Linked DNA regions of Homo sapiens: regions 1 and 3 are each linked to region 2. Evidence: chromatin contacts called from ENCODE Hi-C or POLR2A ChIA-PET data. All regions are on one chromosome and are shown on one strand. The core of a region is the stretch at or near the end of the contact, and the rest is flanking DNA. Distances in the headings are between cores, read along the strand shown. Region 1 has its middle 62 kb from the start of TLE3. Region 2 has its middle 99 kb from the start of TLE3. Region 3 has its middle 46 kb from the start of TLE3.

Evidence for each region. A loop is a pair of places that touch in the nucleus more often than their neighbours do. ChIA-PET counts read pairs that join two places held with the same protein, here RNA polymerase II (POLR2A). Pooled maps may share reads with other maps.
Region 1: a map of gastrocnemius medialis shows a loop between it and region 2 (9-fold over the local background). The contact joins two enhancer-like sites. A Hi-C loop is called at or near these places in 4 of 168 maps with a recorded cell type or tissue (gastrocnemius medialis, psoas muscle and sigmoid colon) and 6 of 50 pooled maps. POLR2A ChIA-PET finds 5 or more read pairs at or near these places in 3 of 52 experiments (H1, HEK293 and OCI-LY7).
Region 3: a pooled map shows a loop between it and region 2 (4-fold over the local background). The contact joins two enhancer-like sites. A Hi-C loop is called at or near these places in 2 of 168 maps with a recorded cell type or tissue (CD14-positive monocyte and gastrocnemius medialis), 2 of 37 single-sample maps with no recorded cell type and 9 of 50 pooled maps. POLR2A ChIA-PET finds 5 or more read pairs at or near these places in 5 of 52 experiments (GM12878, H1, HEK293 and 2 more).

What each region holds. Positions count from the first base shown.
Region 1 is chr15:70,157,962-70,162,136 of GRCh38, reverse strand. No RefSeq gene overlaps it. Among named protein-coding and RNA genes, the nearest start is that of TLE3, 62 kb to the right of the region's middle. Within about 2 kb of position 1,681, at least 4 of the 41 ENCODE cell types and tissues checked have a DNase peak (open chromatin) inside an H3K27ac peak, as active enhancers do; they include gastrocnemius medialis and psoas muscle, where a contact is called at or near this core.
Region 2 is chr15:70,194,215-70,198,918 of GRCh38, reverse strand. No RefSeq gene overlaps it. Among named protein-coding and RNA genes, the nearest start is that of TLE3, 99 kb to the right of the region's middle. RefSeq lists enhancers at 1,786-1,845, 1,916-2,195, 1,992-2,775. Within about 2 kb of position 3,023, at least 21 of the 41 ENCODE cell types and tissues checked have a DNase peak (open chromatin) inside an H3K27ac peak, as active enhancers do; they include gastrocnemius medialis and psoas muscle, where a contact is called at or near this core.
Region 3 is chr15:70,141,518-70,145,765 of GRCh38, reverse strand. No RefSeq gene overlaps it. Among named protein-coding and RNA genes, the nearest start is that of TLE3, 46 kb to the right of the region's middle. Within about 2 kb of position 2,930, at least 12 of the 41 ENCODE cell types and tissues checked have a DNase peak (open chromatin) inside an H3K27ac peak, as active enhancers do.

The DNA.
Region 1 (4,175 bases), core at 432-2,931, 35 kb after region 2:
TCTCTCTCTCTGTCCCTCTCTCTCTTTCTCTCTCTCTCACACACACACACACACACTCTCTCTCTCTTTCTCAACATTCCTCTTCCTCACCCAGAAATAAAACAGGTATAGCATTGGGGTCAGGAGACTCAGGGCTCAATATTTTAGCTCCCCACTACTGTCTGTGTGACCCTGAGCAAGTCACTTGGTGCCCAGAGCTTTGGTTCCTAATCCTCAAAATGAAGCTAATGAGCCCTGTAGCCAGGCAGGGTAGGCCAGGAGAGGGGCTAGCTAGTCTTTGGGACAAGCCCGCATGGAGCCTGGTGCTCCACAGGGATCACTCTGCCTATTTTTCCTCCTTGCAGCCTCCCACATGGGAATTACTGGAGGCAGGGGTGCAGAGGGGTTCATTCAGAAGTGGAGACCTGGACTATGCCCGTCTTTTAAATGAAGAAGATGAGACTCGGAGAGGGGAAGTCACTTTCCTAAAAGCCCCAAGGCCAGTAAGAATTTGGACACACATTAGAATGAGCTCTGTGCAGGCACGAAGCCTGCTTTCATCCATTCATTCAGTTTGTGTTCCCTGAACACCTACTGTGTGCCAGACACCTTGCCCGGCAGAGGATTAGCAAGACGTTTCAAGGCACAGTCCCCCTGTCCCAGGTGACTGGGGAGGTGTCAAGGCCAGGTAAGATCATGGATAGGAAAGCACTTGCGAATGCCCAAGGACAGCGCGTGGCCACCTCTCCGCCCCCCACCTGCCTCGCTGCGTCGCTCAGGAGGGCTTTTCCTTGGCTGGATGGCCATGCCAGGAAGGAGGAGCCTGCAGGCTCAGAGGTTGCTGGCAGGCCCTATGGACCACCCTGCCACCAAGGAGCCTCTTCCTTCAAGCCCCCGTGATACCAGGTGTGAGATTCAGATTGCATTAGCAGGGGACCCTTGGGCTTGGTCCAGTTCGTCCTCAGCCTATACCCTCCCTCCTCCGAGAAGCACTGCCCCCTTTTCCCAGGTCTCTGGTTCTGCTGGAGCTGCTCTACAGAAACCCCACGCAGAGCCATAAACAGAACCGGGCCAGGGCAGGGGCACTGCCAAGAGGAAGCCCTGAGCAAGCGCCAGTGCTGTCAGCAAGAGGGGAGGTTATTTTTAGAGGCAGCCTGATGGGGTAGCCGTCTGTCCCACTGCACAGTGACACAGAGATGCCCTCGTGAGAAGGAGCTTTGCAGTCCAGCACTCTGCCTCCCCTGGCCTCCTCAGAGCCAAGGCAGAGTCTCCTCCAGGGAGTCTTCCCGGTACAACGTGCCAATGGCCCCTTATTCTCAATTTTGTGAGCAGAGAAGCAGAGAAGGGCAAGGAAGTGCACACAAACCCTCATATAATCTTCCCAGGAATCCTGAGAGGTGGGCATTATCCACCCTCATTTTACAGAGGGGAAAACTGACACTCAGAGAAGCTAAGTAACTTGCCCGAGATCACACAGCTTGTGAATGGCAAAGCTACAACTTGAACCCAGGTCAGTCTGAGGACAAACCTTGCCCTCTTTCGACTTCATGGTGGCTCTTAGAAATACACCCTCTTCCCAGTGTCTGGATGAGGACCTCATGGGGCTCTGGACTGGCTGCATCTCCTCCTTTATTCACCCCATGACCTTCAGGCCTGACCTTCCACTGAGTCATGCAGACTTCTGAGTGAGTCAGCCCTGGCACATGACTCTCACTGTAGGCAATGGGCATTTATTAAGCATCTTCTGTATACCAGGCACTAGGTTCTGTTAATCTCCCACAGACAAGTCATGAGGTGATGAGCAGGACAGCCCCCTTACCCTGGGGGCACTTAATATACTCCAACCTCTGGGCTCTGAGCTTTCCCTCTATTCTTCTACTTAGTCCTCAAGACGGCCCTGGTGGTAAATATTTATTATCTCTATTTTGCAGATAAGGAAAACAAGGGTTGGAGAGATTAACTCTCCTTTGCCCAGAGCTTTGAGATTATTTGGTTTAGGGCCCCTATTATATTTGCTTTAGCTATTTACACTTTTTCTTCCTTCATTCACTAGCTTGTTCTTATCAAATGCCTCCTAGTTGCAGTAATGCTGAGGGTCCTCAGGGGATCTTAGAGACCCCCACTCTGGTTCAATATCTTTGCCTTTATCTTACAGATTGTGGTAGACCCTGAGCAGGTAATTCATTTAACCTCTGTCCATTTTGCAGATGAGAAAGTCGAAGTCCAGAGAGGGACTGGAACTTCCTGTGTGTTGCACGGTGACAAAGACAGAATGAAGAGACTGCATCCTCCCTGATCCCCATCTGCTCCCAGTTTTACATAGAAGCCCTTGGCCCTGAGCCAGGGCAGTCCAGGACACAGTCACAGGGCACAGGGTGTCCCCTGAGCACCTGTGTACTTGACCTCACAGGAAGCCAGAGACTCTGGGCCAGCTTAGAGCCCAAGGAGAGGTTAAGAAACTCATGCATAGGAAAGAGAAATGCCTTCTGGAATGCACAGAAATCAAGCATTTCATGAGGAGCCACGGTCAGTGGGAGGCCCTGTGGGGGCCGGGGTAGGACGTGCGGTGTAGCAGGAGGAAGTGGGACTTCTTGGTGCCATAAGCAGGGTCCTGTCCCTCAGACTCTCTGTGGGGCCTTGGCTGAGGGGGCTGGGGCCCTTCATCTCTCTGGGCCCCATTTCCATCTGAGGCATGAGACAGGGGTGGTCAGGGGGTCCCTCAAGCTTCCACTTAGCTCCGTAAGGTGGTAGATAAGGGACACCAATGACAAAGCAGCCTGCATTGGAACCACAGGAAAAATGGTCAGAGGTCTGCAGCATCTGCAGGTGGGGGGCTGGGGGGGAGTGGAGAGGCTGCTTCAGCAAGGGGGGCGCTGCCTGGAGGAAGGCACTCTCACCCAAGCTCCCCTAGAAGGCTGCTGGGTGGGGGGAACAGGAGCCCTGACCCTGAGAGGCCAACAACCCTTCAGCTCAGCTGGCGAAGATGGCGGCTGCCGTGGAGAGGGTGCAGAGGGAAGCAGCTGCTGGAGGCAGATGCATCAGCTTCCTATAGCCACTTTAACAGGTTCCACAAACTGGGTGCCTTAAAACAACAGAAATTTATAGTTCATAAGTCTGGAGGCCAGAAGTCCAAACTCAAGGTGCTGACAGGACCACATTCCCTCCAGGGACTCTAGGGGAGAATCCATTTCCATGACTCTTCCAGCTTCTAGAGGCTCTGGGCATCCCTTGACTTGGGGCTGCATCGCTCCAATCTCTGCCTCCACAGTCCCACTGCCTCCTCTCCCATCTCTCTCAAATCTCCCTCTGTGTGTCCCTTATAAGGATACTTGTCACTGGATTTAGGGCCCACCTGGATAATCCAGGATGATCTCTTCAAGATCCTTAACTTAATCACATCTGCAAAGACTATTTTTCCAAGTAAGATAATATTCCCGTGCTGGGAATTAGGACATGGGCATATGTTTTTGGGGCCCGCCATTCAACACCCTAGAGCAGAATCTTGGGGAGCCCAGGGCCAGGGCTCCACACTCAGTGGCTCTTGGAGTCAGAGTCTTCTGGCAGCTCAGCTCAGCTGGGTGGGAAGTCCCAAGTGAGGGTCAGCCTGCTTCTCACTTGCTCGGCCCAGTCCGAGAGCAGAGACACTCTGGGAGGGAGTGGGGAGGGAGGGAGCCTTTCTGCAGAGGCGCCTCCAGCTCTGGGGAGGCACCAGCAGCCATCATCCAGCTCAGAGACAAATTAGCCAGCTAATTCAACTCCATCGACTGGAATGACCAAGCCTGGAGGGGACTTGGGGCAATCAAACTACTCCCTCTCACACCAAAGGACACGGAGGGGTCCCAGCACGGTGAACAGGGTGGGCGCCTAAGAGTTGGATTCCAGGCACAGTAGAAGGACATATGGTGGAACTTCCTAGTACAACTCAAACACACTCTGGTGGGTACCACCTTTTCTTCCCAGCCCAAGCACAGGCCCCCAGAGCCCAGGTTCAGCACATCTGTCCCAGTTTGGAGCACTTTATATCATTATCAGAGCCCTTGGCAAGCATGCCTTCAGATCTGGGGTCTTGAAAACATGCCAGTGAACACATAGGGCCCTCCTGCTCCAGACGACTGGAGGATGAGCTCTGGGCTGAGCAGCTAATTTACTGAGCACCATGGCCTGGCTCTAAAAGGGAGAGCATGGAGGGAAGAAAG
Region 2 (4,704 bases), core at 1,774-4,273:
AACCAACTGAATCATAATCCCTGGGGGAATATGGGGGAGACTCTGTTTCAATGGACCCCTTGGGGTTTTGGATGCACGCCTGGGTTTGAGAATGACAGTCTGGATCCAGCCCACCCCTGAATATCCTCCCCAGATGTGGAAGTCTTGAGGCTATGGATCCCAAAAGTGTGATGGCTTGGCCTAAAACAGAGGATGTCGGGAAAATAGAAAGCTCTGGTACCCTCCCTCTCAGCTGCACAGCCTCACCTCCCACACTCCTCACCGCAGTTTCCAGCTCCATGCACACAAGACCCCTCCCTGTTCCGCCATGCTCTGAGCCTAACCTGTTCCCACTGCCAGAAATGCCTGCCCCACCCCACCTCCTCCCCACCCTGATGGTTCAGCCCCAACTCATGTCTCATTTGCATCTAACCAGAGCTGCTCCTGGCCTTTTCCAACCAGAATTCCTTTCTCCCTCCTGAGAGCTTCAGTAGCACTTTAAAAATAATACTCCTCGAGCAAAACTCTATTGCCTGTGTTCTCTGAGCAGTGCATGGGTCTTCTCTGTACTCTTGAGTTCCTAGAGGCTCCACCACTTCTAACAATGCCTGGCCACAGTAGGTACGCAATGCGTGCATGTGTGTGTGTGTGTGTGCGTGTGTGTATTGAACTCCAATTGCACTGACCGCAGGGTCCCCAAGGATCAGGGTCTGTGGCAAACTATGTGTTTGTTCCAGACCCACAGCAGATGTCATCATTTCACAACCAGCAAGGGCGCCAGGCTCCCTTCACCTTTCCTCCCCGGGGCCCTTACAGGTTGACCTCAGGGTTATCTCTCAGGTCACGTCAGGGAGCCCTGGCTCACCTTTCCTCCGCTGGTTTCCCCTAACACACACCCATGCCAGCCTCTGGCCAACCCCACCCTGTTGAGACACGTCAGGCTGGGCCCAGTGCCTGAGGCACACCTGGGGGCAGCTGTGCTCAGTCCAGGAAGACGCCTGTGGTGTGACCTCCTGCATCACTCCTGACCCAGATCCGTAGAGCTTGTCCAGGGTGCTCACACAGCTCTCCTCTGGGCCCCACACAAAGTCTGCCCCTTCCAGGAAGCCTTCCTTGGTGCTCTGACCTAGGAAGCAGGAGATGTGGGTTCTCTCACACGCCCCTTTCCCACATCCCAGCAGGCTCATGCCCAGATCCTCCGTGCCTCAGGACTACAGAAGCTTCCTTAGTCACAAGCAGGGAGACTCACCTGCCTGAAGGCAGCAAGTTGGCCCCATGGGCTGCTAGCTCCACATCCAGAAACAAACTTTATGAAGTCGGATCTTATTCCGACTCCCACCTACCCCCACTGACCCCCACTTCTCTGAGTCCTGCTCACTGGCGGGAGTGGGGTGCTCACCTCATTTGCTCCCTGCTGCCTCAGGGAGCTTGCACGTGCTCTTCCCTCTGCCAGCAATCCCCTTTCCCTAAGCATTTCAAACACAGTACTGGGAACTAGTGGCGAGTGCAGCAGATGCAGGGACTTGGCTGGGAGTGGGATGGAGAAGGAGGACAATTGTGCGATGAAATGGCAGGACATGGGAAAATACAAAATAATAAACATCAAAAGTGCTGTCACTAATCTGCTGGGTGACTTTGAGTGAGTCCTTTTCCCATCCTGGGCCTGAGAGATAAAAGGCTTGAATTCCGTATTGCCACAGCATCATGCTCCAATCATGAGAAATAACTCAGTGATGCGTGTGTGGAGGGGGAGGGCCCGTGCATATGTGATAGAGAGAGAGAGGTGGGGGGGATTCCTCCAAGCACACATGGGCCCATTTAACCAGATTCTGCTTCACCTTCTTTTCTTTAATCCCCAGAGATGTGGCTTGCTCAGTGAACTGCCACTAAGTGCTCCCTAGGCACCCACTGGTGTCAGGTCCTCTGCTGGGGCCTACAGACGGGTCCCTTCCTTGAAGGGCTCATGCCTGACGATCATTAGCAAAGCCTTCCTGTGTCTAAAGGATCGCTTACTCCCTGTTTGCTCAGAGCTCAGGAGGCACAGCCTCACTAGAAGGTTTGGAAAGCACCCTGCGGTGGAAGGTACGTCACTGGCATGCAAATTGGGAGGCTTAGATGGCAGATAAAAGATTGGTTTGTGTCACAGGCAACGCCAGCCAGAGTGGTGTCTTGTTACGGTGTCTCTGGGCTGGACTCGGTGCCCCTGGAATGTGAACGAGATGCGCGGGGAGGTTTCCTGTTGATTCTTGTCCTGGCAGAGTGGTCCACTGGCTTAGCTGCTTCTCAAGTTGCACAACACCTGGGCCTCCCAGCGGGTGCTGCTGGTGCTGGAGGGGAGAGAAGCCTCCGCCTGCAGGGCCAGTGCCCTCCTCTGCCCACTGCCCGAGGTGAAAGGTGGATTCCAGGCCAGGCCCGGGTCGGGAGGTGACCCCAGCTCCTCCCCAGGAACTCTCCCTGGGAGGGGCCTGGTTGCTCTGAAGGGCACACGGCAGGGATGACACTGGCTAAGGGGGGAACAGTGGCAGGCCAGGGGAGGAGGGGGCCGGGCTGCTGTCCCTTCCTCAGGGGAAGGCTTGGAGCAGAGCCATTAGCCTGCCTGAATCCTATTATATGCAGGGCAACCTGTGAAGACCTTTCCCGTATTCCCTGTTGGCCTCACCATGTAACTGAGAGGAAAGGTGAGGACATGGGAGATGAAGTGACTTGCCCTGGGATTGTTTTTTTCCAAAGTTCAGGGATCTGACCTCTAATCCAATGTCCTGTCTGAAGGGCTGTTTGCCTGGTTGGAGCTCCCCAGAAGCCGGCAAGAGGCAAATATGCATCAGTTCAGCAGGGCGAGGGGCAGCCCGGGCTACCATGGCCCATTTAGAGGGCTCAGCTAACTTCAGGGTGTCCTGAGGCCACCAGCCTGGCTGGGAATACTCTCCTGCCTTCCTTCCAGCCTTCAGTGGGAGCTGCGTCCAGCTGGGCAGTGACTCAGCAGCCCTCATTCCCACGTGTGTGGGAGAGCAGGCCTCTCTCCCGGCTGTCGGCTTGGCTCCGTTGGCCTGTCTGGGGGTGCCCCAGCAGTCAGCCTGCCATCAGCAAGGCCCTGGGGCTCAGGCCAGGCTTCCCACAGCTCAATCACAGAGTTTGCTTTCTTTCCAGCCCTCCAGCCTTTCCCCCTGAGACTGGAGGGCCACTTCTAAGTTCCTCTGGCCACCTCAACCGTCCACTCAGCCAGGGAGCCAGGCTGTGGGTGACTTCCTCAGCACTGTCCCAGAAACCCTGTGCTGTCCTCAGAAGCAGCCCACCTCCCAGAGCAAATAGCTTGTTTGCCAGGCTCACGGGCCTCCCCGCCTGCTCAGAGTGCGTCCTGTGGTGCATGAAGAGAAGGAACTAGGCAAAACCCAGGCAAGAAAACGAGGGAGGGAAGTGGATCTTGGCTGGACCTTTAACAGGATGTATGGGAGGGTGAGCTACGGTGAGACTGTGCAGGTAGGGCACTAGCCCATCTGCTCACGACCAAGAAAAACATCACCCCACATGCCCTGGCTCCAACCCCAGGGATGGCGGGCTGGCGGCATTGGCATAGCTGTGGAAGCTTGAGCAAGGCTCGTAAATTCTCAGATCCCGTTTCACCATCTGTAAAATGGGCATGCTAATGCCTGTCAGCCAGGTTTGCTCTACACAACACATACAACCCTTTTTCTAAAGGGCTTGGTGGAAGGCCTGCTCCAACATGTTTCAGACATGGATATTGCTTTCCATCCTATGTGTGAGTCCAACAAGATTTGTGCAATCTTTTATTGGTCTCATTTCACGCTCATCATCCTGGGACCCTGTGGGAAAGGACCCATGAGGGACCTTGCAAATGCTGCCAGGCACTGCAAGTGCTGGCCACTGCTGCTGGTCCTCCCAGCAGCTCTCAGGGAAGCAGGGCAAGTGAGGAGCCTGGGTTGGAAACAAGAAATACTTTGCTGGCAGTCATTCCATAAGTTAAGACAACTACAGAAACTTTTATGGAGTACCAAGTATGTGTCAGTCACTGAGAGAGACACTTAGGGACACTGAGGTGCCTAAGACATGGTCCCTGCCAAAAACAGGCCTATGTGGCAGAGGAAGGAAGGAAAGAGGAGGGAACATGCAAACAACCTCCATCCCAGATAGGCGAAAAGTAGGCTGCGCATGAGGTATAGACACCTCGCCTGGGAAATCCCAATGCAGCGAGAAATCAGGGCTGCTCCAGGGGAACAGAAAAGGCTGCACGGAGAAGGAGCAGGAGTTTGCAGGGTGGAGAAGGGAGAGACAGGCCCCAGGGGCTCCAGTAGGGAGCACGTGCCTGGACTGACCAGGGGACGGGGTCTCTCCTAGAAGACCCAGATGTGCTGAGGCTCCTCCATGCCAGCACATTTGGCTCCACAGGTATTGCAAGACCCCCATGGGGTGTCGAGACACATCCTATGACCTAGATCTCTGCCTTCCAGGAACTGGTTGGGTGAGATGAGACTCATCCTGGGCATACGTAGAGAGCAATTTTTACCAGCATGTCTCCAACTGCAGGTGTGGCCTATGACATCTGATGTCACTTCCCTCCTCAGGTGGCCCTGCCAGCCCCTCTGCAAAAGGGGGCATAGGCACACAATTTTGCACATCGTTTCCAGGGGCTCAAGGATGTCCCTCACCAGCCCATCTCCTTTGAGGAACCCTCAATGTGATTCAACTCCGGGGTTTTGCAGATGAGGA
Region 3 (4,248 bases), core at 1,681-4,180, 53 kb after region 2:
AGTAAAAGTTATACCACTTTGCATTTCCCCCAAAATATAAGAAGGCACACTTTCCCCACATCCCTCAAGACTGGCAGGGAATATTTCAACATATTAACAGCGGTAGTATTTGGATACTGGGACAATGGATGTTTTTCTCCCCTTCGTTTTATTCTAATTTCATTTCCCAATGTTTTCCCCTTTAAAAGGAGGAAAGGTGCAATCGTTTGTTTTAACCAGTCCCACCCCTACACATGCTGATCCTCAGACAAAGGATTCTCTAAGCTGCAGGCCCTGGGGCTCACTGTGCAGCCCCTCCCTGGGCACCAGCTGCCCCTGGCCCCCTTGTGGACCTGTCATCTCATCCCAGCAAGGAGGGGACCCCAGAGGCCTTCACACAATGTCTGCGTATCATATGTTTTCTAAAGCTGATTCACCGAGGTTACTTGCATGGAAGTGCTGCTCTGGTAGAAAAACTTCTAGACCCAGAAACAGACTAATCTGAGGTTGAAGCTTCGACTTTGCCAAGTCACTTAATGTCTCTGAACCTCAGCTTCTTTTTCTGTAAAATGGGGATAACAAAGCAACTACATCAAAAGATTAAGAGCAAAGTGGTTAATAGTTACAAACGCTTGGGGAAGAGGGAAGTATCTGGTAGGTAGTATAGGATCTATGCTGTTTTCTTGTTACATAAATAATGTCTGCCTCATTATGTCACTGTGAGGTCACGTGCACCGAGGTGCTTTCCTCAGCACCCGCTGAGAAGCTGCAAATGTGTAGTATCGCCATCGAGTCAAGTGCTTGTTGGGCTTAGTGCTCTCCTCTGAGCTCCCTTAGCCCTGCGCCTACAGCTGTCCCCGTTCTCAGAGGACACTGCAGTTGTGTCTGGTTTTGTGCTCTTCTCTCTGCTCTTCTGATGACTGGACTGGCTTCGGGAGCTGCTCTCAGAAAGACCCTGCACTTGGTTTCATGCTCTGCTGTCACCATCTTGAAATTCTTGAACATACGCCCCAAATATGATATCATGTAGCTATTCCCACCTCGCGCAATGCCCGACATGAAGTGAGCCCCCAGTAAATGTGTTAAAATGAAGCCATGCAAATAGTAAAGAAAACTTTGCTTCTGCCTTCTACGTGCTCACAGGATAGTTGGGAAGATAGCTATAGAAACTCTGAAGTGCACTAAAACCTCCACACAGTACATGGTGCAGCATTGCAAGCCCTGGCTTGGAATCAGACAAAGCTGGACGTAGAGTCCAGCATGTAATGCTGAACAAATTACTTGACTTCTAGGTACCTCAGTTTCCTCAGGTGCAATCTAGAGCTAAGACTACCAACTTGGTCAATCTGGAAGGTCAGTTCTGAGGTTTCCACTGCAGGCTTTGGGGTGGAGTATGGGGAGGCCCCATCCTGCTGAGCTGGGTTTGGAGCTGGGTTTGGGCAATGGCAGTTCCTGCGTCTAAGGTTCATAAAAGGCCCCCTTTTCCAGATCTCTTGGATCTTCCAATCTATTCCTCATTTAGCCTTACTAGGGGTGCTTACCTGCGGACTCTGATGTGGGTTCCTGCCCACTGAAATGGGTTTTCCTTGGCTACAAAGGTATAGCCTTTTCTGCACACAAGAGTCTAATATAGGGAGGTCACTTGATGTCACAGACAGGGCCTTAGAGTGAAGAGAGGGCAGCATTAGCAAATCCACAGCTCCAGGAAGTCCCCTGATATGACACCTCTCCTAGTCTTCCCCCTCCTTATGTTCTGGGACCACACCCCTCCCCAGCTTCCCAGGCCAGGCCTTTCCCACTACTTCACTCCCCTTCCTGCTGACCTCTCTCCATCATGGCTCCCGAGGCATGGGCACCGGCGGGAGGGGTGGAGGTGACAGCACAGGATCAACAGCTGCCAGCCTAAGTTGAGTCCAGCAGAAAGCAGAGGGGTCCCCAAGTGGTTTCCAACATGTCAAACATCCTACTGAGAACCCCCCATAGATTAGACTTAGCTCTCACCGCAGGCTTACGGAACTCCACGGTCTGAGCTGTCGGCAAAACCTAATTCATTTGGCAGACTCAGTCTTTCACATTAGGGGGTTTATGGTGGTTAAAGATAATGAAGGGACTCATGGCAATAAATAGTTTGGAGTAGGGTGGCCTGAACAACCTTGCTAAGAAATAAGGATTCAGGCCGGGCGCGGTGGCTCATGCTTGTGATCCCAGCACTTTGGGAGGCCAAGGTGGGCGGATCACGAGATCAGGAGATTGAGACCATCCTGGCTAACACGGTGAAACCTCGTCTCTACTAGAAACACAAAAAATTAGCCGGGCGTAGTGGCAGGCGCCTGTAATCCCAGCTACTCGGAGACGCTGAGGCAGGAGAATGGCGTGAACCCTGGAGGCAGAGCTTGCAGTGAGCCGAGATCGCGTCACTGCACTCCAGCCTGGGAGACAGAGAGAGACTCCATCTCAAAAAAAAAAAAAAAGAAATAAGGATTCAGTTGTGACTTCTGTCTTGGGTCCCTCCAATCTCCATTCCCACCCCCACAATTATCACCTTCCTGCCTTCCTTTGGTGACCTCTTCCCCCTTGAATCACGCCCTAGGCAGGCACTCATCTGTTCTCAGGGCCATCTTCATAGGCTCTTCCCTGCAGGAGAGAAAGCATTTTGTGCAAGCTCCACCTAAAAGTTATGCGGGCTTTCCAGCCTGTTCCTCCCACCTCCTTCCTGCCCCTGAATCTTCCCGCAGGGTCACCCTGAGGACAAGCAGTTTACTAACTCGAGGGAGAGCAGGGAACTCACATTCTGGGTATCAATGAAATTTATGAGTCATGGATATCACAGGACCCTGTTTTCGTTTGACTTCATTCGCCGCTTCCTTTCTTCGTATTAATTTCTCCCAACAGCCCACTTATCTTCCCTCTTGGAGCCCTGCCCGCCATCGCTTTCCCTGATACATGGTATCTCTAACAGGCTAAAGCACTCAGCGATGCCATTGCTTGAGAGTCGGCTTGCTCAAGCACTCACAAGTTACACTCTGTGGCTAATCAAATGTCAAAACAATCTCCCCCGCGATTTGGAGGAGCTTGGTGACAGGAAGACATTGGCCACTGAGCCATCAGAACAGGCCACGTTTGCTTGGTGGCAGGCAGTGAGACCGGTTTCTGCCGCGTTACATTCCGGGTGGCCGCTTTCCCTGAGAAGCAGCTGCTCTGCAGTTAGTGGGGTTTGGGGTTTGGAATTTGTTTCTTCTTTTCTTTTGAAGGCAGAGAGATACTCCATGCCAAGGGTCAGCAGGGTGGGGGGTGGCGGCGGGGAGGTGGTTGAATTTTTTTCTATGACAAAATGTTGTCAGGTCTCTGAATCATAGCAGCCACAGCGGTGGTTAAAGAGAAGAGATCGCATCTAGGAGCTGGTCTCAGTTCTGCCACAGAGAACACTGGACGAGTCACAGCCACTCTGAACTTCTGTTTCCTCTTCTGGAATATGAGGAAATTGGGTTAAATGGTCCCTGTGGTTCAAGAACCAGAAGATGATTCAACTTGACACCATACCTTACAATTTAAACACTTCTGTGCTTGTTATTTCATTTGATGTTCACAGTAAGCCCATAAGTGAACAGGAGAGGGATTATTATCTCTATTTTATAGCAGTGAAATGACTTGTGGTGGTTATACATCCTGCCCATGACAGAGCTTAGCCTGGGTCATGGGCTGGTGTCCTTCTCCTAGCCCAGGCTTGTCTCAACTCCTCATGCTCACAGGGTAGATTCCTTGAGCCGAACCACCTCCACCTTCAGCGCCACGCGGGAGCTTTTGTTCAAGCCAGAATTCAGGGATCATCCTGTCCACTTCATTTTCTGCTGAAAAAATTGAGCTCCATAGAGGGAAGCAAAAGGGCCTCCCCCGGCTCACACCGCAAAGCGTCCCATTCTCCTGATGTGGAACCACTCCACTCTTCTCGTGGGTCCCATGGGAGTGAAAATGCCTGCATCTTGGGCCTGGGCTAAGGATGGATCTGTCAAAAACAGTGACACTGATAAGTTTTGGGTGCATTTGAGACACCACCACTGTGTCATCATTACCCACACTGCTGTCATGAGGTCTTGAGAAATTGTCACCGGGGTCCTCTTGGGGTCTGATGTGCTAAGAGAGGTCAGGACAGGCTAATCTGTGTCTGCTCCATGCCCCCTCCACATCTACCTGAGCCTTTGAGAGTGCCTAGCTCATTCTCCCTGCTCCTTAAAATCCTCCAAGTTCCACAGCCCCACCTAGACCTCAGAG